2 separate regions of the Homo sapiens genome follow, and region 1 is linked to region 2. The links are chromatin loops, found by intact Hi-C in ENCODE. Cell type or tissue: Calu3. All regions are shown on one strand. Links, peaks and the distances in the headings refer to the core of each region. The heading gives the core; the rest is flanking DNA.

Region 1 (4,415 bases), core at 248-4,247, 61 kb after region 2:
AGGTTGAGAAGTCGACAATCAAGGCACTGGCAAATTTGGAGTCTGCTGAGGGCCGCCTTCTTGGTTCATAGATGGCACCCTCTCACTGTGTACACACATGGAAGAATTGGCAAGGCAGCTCTCTGGGGCCTCTTCTATAAAGGCACTAATCCGTCCCCATAATACCATCACATTAGTCATTGAATTTTAATGTATGACTTTTGAAAAGACACAAACATTAAAATTGACAGTTATTGATTCATTATTATTTTCTACTTCTTTTCATATCTAACATAAACCGAACTTATTTTAAAGCAGTTACTATGATCTTAAGTATTCTAGTTTTATATTCCTTCAAGAATTTGGTCCCACAGAATACTATAATCAAATATCATCAATCTTCCTTAAGCCTAAGATAGAATGTTGGATCACATTTGACTGGAATCAAGGTATCCATTAAAATTCTGGAAAGACCTTCAAAAGATGTCACATGGAAGCATTGATCAGGTTCCTTAAAAACTCACAGAAGCAATCAATTTAAACTATTGGCATGAAGGGAATACCTAAAGACACATTTAAATTTCTATAGGAGAAAATGGTTAAAATTAATTCATCAGATATGAGGGGGTTGGAAAATTGGATATGTAAAAGTGAAGTTGGATATCATGCTTAATATTCTATTAACTTGAAAATTAATTCAAAGACCAGAACGGACTTGACCTCTCTATATATAATGCAAAGTTAACAGTATAAATAGAACCCAAGAGTGATGAAATAAATTCATTACTCAGAACTGGGCAGTAGCAGAGCCTCACAAATTTGGTGCAAGTTTTATTAATGATTGTAAACAAAATGCTTATGTGTGTGCATGTGTACGTCTGTGTATGTGTATTTATATGAAGAAATATATATGTTTCCATCAGCTTAAAGGGATAGAATATTATGAGAGGGAGATAAAGACAGGGAAATGAGACAATGATGAACATAACATATAAAGTTATGTCAGTGAAGACTCCTGGTTTTTATATTCTAGCAGTTTATAGAAGAGAAAAATGCAAAGAGTGCTGTGCATAATTTGACTTCTGAAGTTATTAGTTCTGCAGGAAACATCCATCTCAAAATTTTGACATGGAAAAGGGAAAATAGATCCAAGTTCCATATTACTAAAAGTACTAATATTCCAAGTTTTACTGAACAACACATGATGTCACTGGGCTATAATCTAGGAAATAGCATACTAAAGAATCTATGATAATAATAATAGTAATAATTCAAATATGCTAAGCATGTAATGGTGGTAACCTTGAGTAAAAAATTTATGGGCTCTTGCCTTATATAGAGTGCCTAAATTTAAGCAAAGTGTACTGGTGTTGACACATTGAACCCCTTCCAAGCCAGCATTTCTGAAATTAGGGAGTTAGAATACAATACAATCAAGTATCAAAAATACAAAGATAACACAGTTTAAATTTTTTATTTTAAATTTACGAAATACTTAGTAAATTTGAATTCATGACTCATCAATTCTTGAATTCCTCCTCAAAAATTAAATGTGTTTTACCGTTGAGTGAAATAGAGGAGAGGAAATAAAATTGTTTAATTATGTACAAAATGATGTATTGGGCTTTGTGTAGTTTCCTGCCTACCAATGACAATATTAACAATGAAAGTAAAACAAGATATGAATCCAAGAGCAAGTTTATGATTGTAAACTAACTGTATTCAGAAGATACTTCACTGGTCCCAAAGGGTGAATACAAGCTCATTTAAAGTCAGCTTAGCTAGCAACTTGTCTTCATGGTATATAATAAGATTTCCAGTACCCTGGATAAGAATAAGGAGCTACAAACTTAAATCATACTACATGACACTTCAAAAGGTTTTTTTATCTCACCTAATTTAAGATTCATAACTAAAGCCAGGCTATGATTTTATTCTGACATTTCATCTGCTTAGCATAAGGAAGAGTCATCATGACCTCAGAATCTGAGCCAGCCACAGTCATTCAACAATCTAATTTTATACTCAGTGGACTGGAATATTTTCCATCATTCTGGAAGTGTTCTGCTTCATCTAGGAAACACTGGTTCTTACATTTTATCTTCTAAATTAGTTAATGGAGTAGTAGTGATCATGCAGAGTAAGATTAAGTGCATTTGTTTTAAAATGTAGATATTGAAAATCTTGTTAATGAGAATAACTCTTTTTAGATATTGTGCCAGCTGTTTGGTAACAACTGTTCTCTAGTGCAATTTATACTGAGATATTTGCTTCTTGAAGTTTTTCTGATTAAGTGAATCAGAAGTACTTAGGGTACAATTTATACTTTTCTAGTTCCAGATTGATCTGCTACACAGATTGAATTAGAGTTGACTATTAAAAATTTTCATTTTCATGTTTTTTCAAGCACTTTTGTATGTAACGTTCCCTCTCTGTAACTTTGTTTTAATCTAATCCAATTACAATCAGCATGTATAAACTGGTGAAACAGGAATAACCTGTAACTTTCAAAAATAATTACTATATATTGAGGTTCTGGCTCTTCTGCAGGTAGATGACTAATCTATCTTTGAACAGAGTGATTAATCCTGATAAAATCTAGATAAAAACTGAGGCCTAATCATGATAACTAAAACACTAGCATACTTTAAATAAGGGCTTGGGGAAAGAGATGAAAATAATAAAGGCTACAGTCAATGAGATTTCTGTTGGGAAGCAGAGTGGGAGAAATACTTCATTAAATGAAAATTCTGCTAACAATTACATAGATCTGCCTTCCACAGATCCCCAGAGCAGGGTGCTATGGCTGAAGCAGAAACCCAAGAAAGGTGGGGAATATCCATCCAACCAATCATCTGCTCCTTTCCCCCTCACAACAGCCTCAGAAATAGCTCCAGATAATTCAGTGGGTTACAGAATTGAAAAACTTCACATATTTTTAATATTCTGTAAGCTGATCTGCAGTAGATTTTTCTAATATTGTTTTTAATATTATGCCTCTCAGCAGTGCTTTAAGAAATGTCTCTTAAAGAGGATGAGGTCAAAGACAGTTATGGCATTTACTAATACTATTTAAAAAGTCACATCCATAGAGTATGTGAACCATGAAATAAAATAGTATTCTATAGGTAGACATATTAATACTTTAGTATTCATAGTGGAGGTGGACTGAAGCATGCTATTTCTGAGGTTACAGGTATAAAAAGACACAAAACCTCACAGACATGCACTGAGCAAGATTAATATTTCTTCAAATGTAATTTACAGGAAACTGATCGTCCCCAAGGACATCACAAGTTGTCTGCCAGCCCAGGTTTCTCTACTGAATTAGTTTATATTATTTAATTTGTTTCTATCTTTCTTAATTCCAAAAGTGATTTGTACTTGAAATACCTACAAGAGAAATAATTGAGTACATGAGAAAATTAGAGCTAAGATCCAAAATATGCAAAATGGAATACATTCACGGAGACGCTATGACTTGAAATAATCATTGAGATTTTCTACTACTAGTAGAATTGACATAAAAATTACAATGAGTTTGCAAATGTCTAACATGCAGACAGAAAAATAATTATGTTAATCCTATTGTTCCTGAGACAGAACCTACTTTCTCAGAGTTTGTAGTCCAATCTGTGAGACAAACACATACATACCCAATTTCAATCTACTATCCAAATATTATGATAAATTATTCAAAATATGCTACCTGGAGTAGAACAAGATAGGAGGCAATGACCTACATTGGGATGCTGTTGTAGTAATCCAAACAACTAAGGCTGTTTTAGTGGGAATAGAAAGATATTAAAGAAGTTGAATTTATAAAATATAGTGATAGATTGTACTTGGAACATGATGAACGAGAAGGAAGCAAAGAAAAATAATACCACATTTTTGGTTGCTTACACCATTCTCCAAGATTAAGAAACAGGAATAGGGGCCAGCCACGGTGGCTCATGCCTGTAATCCCAGCACTTTGGGAGGCCCAGGTGGGTGGATCATCTGAGGTCAGGAGTTCAAGATCAGCCTGGCCAACATGGTGAAACCCCCTCTCTACTAAAAATACAAAAATTAGATGGGTGTGGTGGCGGGCACCTGTAATCCCAGCTACTCAGGAGGCTGAGGCAGGAGAATCACATGAACCCGGGAGGTGGAGGTTGCAGTGAGCCAAGATTGCACCACTGCACCACAGCCTGGGTGACAGAGTGAGACTCCGTCTCAAAAAAAAAAAAAAAAAAAAGACTGTGTTTCAAGGAAGTGAGTTACACTTTAAACAAATAATTGAGTTAGAAGCAGCTTAGAAAAAATATAGCTATTTCTGGAACTAAGATCAGCGTGAACTTCTCTCTGTGTGTTAACAGAAGACAATGAAACACAGTGAACAATATCTTCAACAACATCTTTTTACATGGTCAAAAAATAATATTTAAGTATAG
Region 2 (4,415 bases), core at 183-4,182:
GTGTTCTCTCTTACAGAACTATTGTGCTACTTAATTGATGTTTGTTATATACTTGGAGATCTTTGGATGGTAGATGATATTCTGGTGCCAAGTGCATTATTATTTCATTAAAATCAATGCCTAGATGAAATGCATTGCAGAAGGTAATGGCCTGAAAAGTGTTTTCTATTACCAAGTGGAAAGAATATATTTGTTTGGCAGCTTTCTAGGTACAGTCTAAGCAGGTGGCCACCAGCAAACTGACACCTAGAAGAGAAATATTTCATTCACACTATTTAGATTTTAATTGAATTATTTACAAAGAATATAAATTCTGAGCTATTTTTGCTAAGTGGATCAATCACTTTATACAAGGACAAATGAAAACCTACAAGGAAAAATATAAAGCTTCAGATTAGATTTACAAGAAAATGCTTACTTTAAAGACTCAGTTTAGTGTAGTGAAAGACCATGAGCTTGTAGTCAAATAAGTTGGGCTTGAATCCAGGGCCCATCAGTGTTGCAGTTCCATGACACACAGACTGGATCTGTCTTGTTCACTGTTGTATTCTTGGCATGTAAAACAATATTGAGCATGAACTAATGGCTCAATAAGCACTTTTAAATAAATAAATGAGTTCATGACCTTGAGCAAACCATGTAATAATGCTAATATTAATATGCTGTATGTAACAAATATTAATAAAAGATACTGTTACTCTAAAACTTTTTGATATAAGATCTCCAAAAGATTTAAAATAAGCAAATCTACTGACCTAGATGAGGTTGCTTTTTGCTTTGATTCTCTCCTTTTAGCTTTTGAGGTTTTTTTTTTTTTAATTGTTTAGTTTGTAGAGACTGGATCTATGTTGCACAGGTTAGTCTCAAACTCCTGGGCACAAGCAATCCTCCCACCTCAGCCTCCCAAAATGCAGGGATTACAAGTGTGACCCACCATGCCAGGTCTCTCCTTTTAGTTTTAATTGAAGTTCAGAACAACCTATATCATGTTTCTAACACAACATTAAAAACATGAAAGTGCACAGATTACTTTATAAAATGTTAATTATGAAATTATGAGACCCAATAATATTCATATTATAAAATGTTTAAAATATAGCAAAAGATAAAGAACGCATTTTAAGATAAACTCTAACCAATACCACTACTTGAAGATAATAATAATTGGCCCTTAAATATATTTCTTTATTGTGGTATACACACATACACAAACACATGCACATACACATAGTCATACATGTATGCTGTGTTTTTACTTCATATTGTGAAACACCCAATATTCTTCAAAACACTATTTAGAGAGCTGCTAAATAGACTTTTTATTACTATTAATTTAAAAATTAACAATTAACTGAATTAAACTGTCCAACATTTGATTAAAATAAACAATAACAAAGTGAAGAAATGCGTGTTTGAAAAATTCACATATTTATTTCCTTAACATATATCATTTAATGAGGAATTATTGTTTAAAGAATATTAATAAAAATGTGAGGCTCTTGATTTAAATTATTAAATAACTCTAAAGATTGTAAGAATTACACTGCCACTAGCAGTCCATTTGTACATATACTTACTGCTTATTTATGATTTTTTTTTCCTTTTCTTTTTTATCTTTTGGGTGTCCGTTGCGGGAAGTCAGGGACCCCAGATGGAGGGACAGAGTGAAGCTGCAGCAGAAGAACATAAATTGTGAAGATTTCATGGACATTTATCAGTTCCCAAAATTAATACTTTTATAATTTCTTATGCCTGTCTTTACTGCAATCTCTGAACATAAATTGTGAAGGTTTCATGGACATTTATCACTTCCCTAATAATACTCTTATAATTTCTTATGTCTGATTTTACTTTAATATCTTAATCCCGTTATCTTTGTAAGCTGAGAATGTATGTCACCTCAGGATCAGTATTGTACAAATTGATTGTAAAACATGTGTGTTTGAACAATATGAAATCAGTGCACCTTAAAAAGGAATAGAATAACAGTGATTTTCAGGGAATAAGGGAAGATAACCATAAGGTCTGACTGTCTGTGGGTTGGGCAGAATAGAGCCATATTTTTCTTCTTGCAGAGAGCCTATAAAAGGACGTGTGAGTAGGAGAGATATCACTGAATTCTTTTCCCAGCAAGGAATATTAATAATTAATACCCCGGGGAAGGAATGCATTACTTGGGGGAGGTCCATAAACGGCCGCTCTGGGAGTGTCTGTCTTACGTGGTTGAGATAAGGCCTGAAATACTCCCTGGTCTCCTGCAGTACCCTCGGGCTTACTAGGATTGGGAAATTCCAGCCTGGTAAATTCTAGTCAGACCGGTTCTCTGCTCTCATCAGACCTGTTTCCTGTTAAGATGTTTATCAAGACAATAGATGCACAGCAGGACATAGACCCTCATCAGTAATTCTAATTTTGCCTCCACCTTGTGATCTTTCTCGCCCTTGGAAGCATGTGATCTTTGTGACCTACTCCCTGCTCGTACACCCTCTGCCCTTTTAAAATCCCTAATAAAAACTTGCTGGTTTTGCGGCTCAGGGTCATCATCACGGTCCTACCAATATGTAATGTCACCCCTGGAGGCCCAGCTGTAGAATTTCTCTCTTTGTACCCTTTCTCTGTATTTCTCAGACCGGCCAACACTTAGGGAAAATAGAAAGGACCTAAGTTAAAATATTGGGGGCTGGTTCCCCCAATTGTATGTAGTAGGCATATATATTTATGGGGTAAAACTAAGCATATTTTTAATGCATGGAATAAGACTAGAAATTAATAATAAGAAATTTTGGAAAGTATAAAAATACATAGAAATCATTTATTCAAAAATTATGTTTTATTTGCATAAATTTAAGGGATACAGGTGCAGTTTTTTTGCATGGATATATTGCATAATGGTCAAGTCTGGGATTTTAGTGTAGCCATCATCCAAATAACATACATTGTACCCATTAAGTAATGTCTCATTCCTCACCTCATTTCCATCCTCCCACCATTCTGAGTCTTCAGTGTTTATTATTCCACATTCTATGTTCATATATACACATTATTTAGCTCTCATTCATAAATGAGACCATATGGTATTGGACTTTCTATTTCTGAGTTGTCTCACTTAAGGGCCTCTAGTTCACCCATGTTGCTGCAGAAGACACAATTGCCTTCTTTTTAAAGGCTAAATAGTATTCCATTGTGTGTATATACATATATATACATGGGGACTAGCAGTAATGCACGAAGTACATAAAAGCACCTATGTAATAGTGCTAATTGATTAGTACTGACATGGTAGTCAAAGTATGTGCTGAGAAAGAATTCATACACAGTTAAGAGATCTATATACATGCATATATATGAGAAATTTTCTTTATCCAGTCGCCTGTTGATAGACACTTAGGTTGATTCTATATCTTTGCTGTTATGAATAATGCTGTAATAAATATATGTGTGCAGGTATCTTTCTGACATAATGATTTCTCTTTTCTTTGGACAGATATCCAGAAGTGGGATTACTGGATTGAATGGTGGTTCTATTGTTAGTTCTTTGAGAAATTTCCCTAGTATTTTCCATAGAGGTTGTACTAATTTACATTCCCACTAACAGTGTATAAGCATTTCTTTTTCTCCACATCCTTGCCAACATCTGTTATTTTTTGACTTGTAATAATAGTCATTCTGACTGGGGTAAGATGATATCTCATGATGGTTCTTATTCATATTTCTCTAATAATTATCTACAGCATTTTTCATATGCTTATTGGTTATTTGTATGTCTTTTGAAAAATGCCTATTCATGTTTTTTGCCCACTTTTTAATGGGGCTATTTGTGTTTTTAATGTTATTGTTTGATATCCTTGTATATTATATTCTGGATATTATTCCCCTATAAGATGAATAGTTTACAAATATTTTCTCCCATTCTGCAGGTCTTCTCTTTACTCTGTTGATTATTTATTTTGCTGTAAAGAAGCTTTTTAGTTTAAGTAAGTCCTATTTGTCTATTTTTGTTTTTGTTTCTTTGCTTTGAGATCCTAGTCACGAATTATTTGCCTAGACCAATGTCCAGAAGCGTTTTCTCTAGATTTTCTTTTAGTATTTTCATAGTTCTCGGTCTATTGTGACATATGTATCCATATTTTTATGCATTTTCTAGTATTGTACTTGATAGTTTTCATTTGGTTCATAATTAATTAAATGAAAATATATAGTAGAAGCTTTTCATGTAACAATAACATCAATTATTTTGTCTGTTATATATGTTCCCATATGGAACAAAGGCTTTTAGGCAGAAACATGCCTGGTGTTTTGGAGAGACAAAACAGTGATGACTTGTGTAGTAATAAATGAAGAACATGGTATTAAGAGTTGATGTCTGTGGTGGGGCATTGACAGCCTTATGGACTTTTCTTTTTTTTTTTTTTGAG

Evidence for each region. Peaks named below come from ENCODE experiments on the same cell type or tissue, not always from the same donor. Only the 100,000 strongest peaks of a DNase experiment are listed, where the experiment ranks them.
Region 1: a loop joins it to region 2, with 8 times the contacts of the local background. A loop is called at or near these places in 3 of 110 quality-filtered maps.

Annotation. Positions count from the first base shown.
Region 1 is chr7:120,169,078-120,173,492 of GRCh38, forward strand. No RefSeq gene overlaps it. Among named protein-coding and RNA genes, the nearest start is that of KCND2, 100 kb to the right of the region's middle. In Calu3, for the core only: no CTCF peak of the experiment used is centred there; no DNase peak of the experiment used is centred there.
Region 2 is chr7:120,108,070-120,112,484 of GRCh38, forward strand. No RefSeq gene overlaps it. Among named protein-coding and RNA genes, the nearest start is that of KCND2, 160 kb to the right of the region's middle. In Calu3, for the core only: no CTCF peak of the experiment used is centred there; a DNase peak (open chromatin) is centred at 2,272.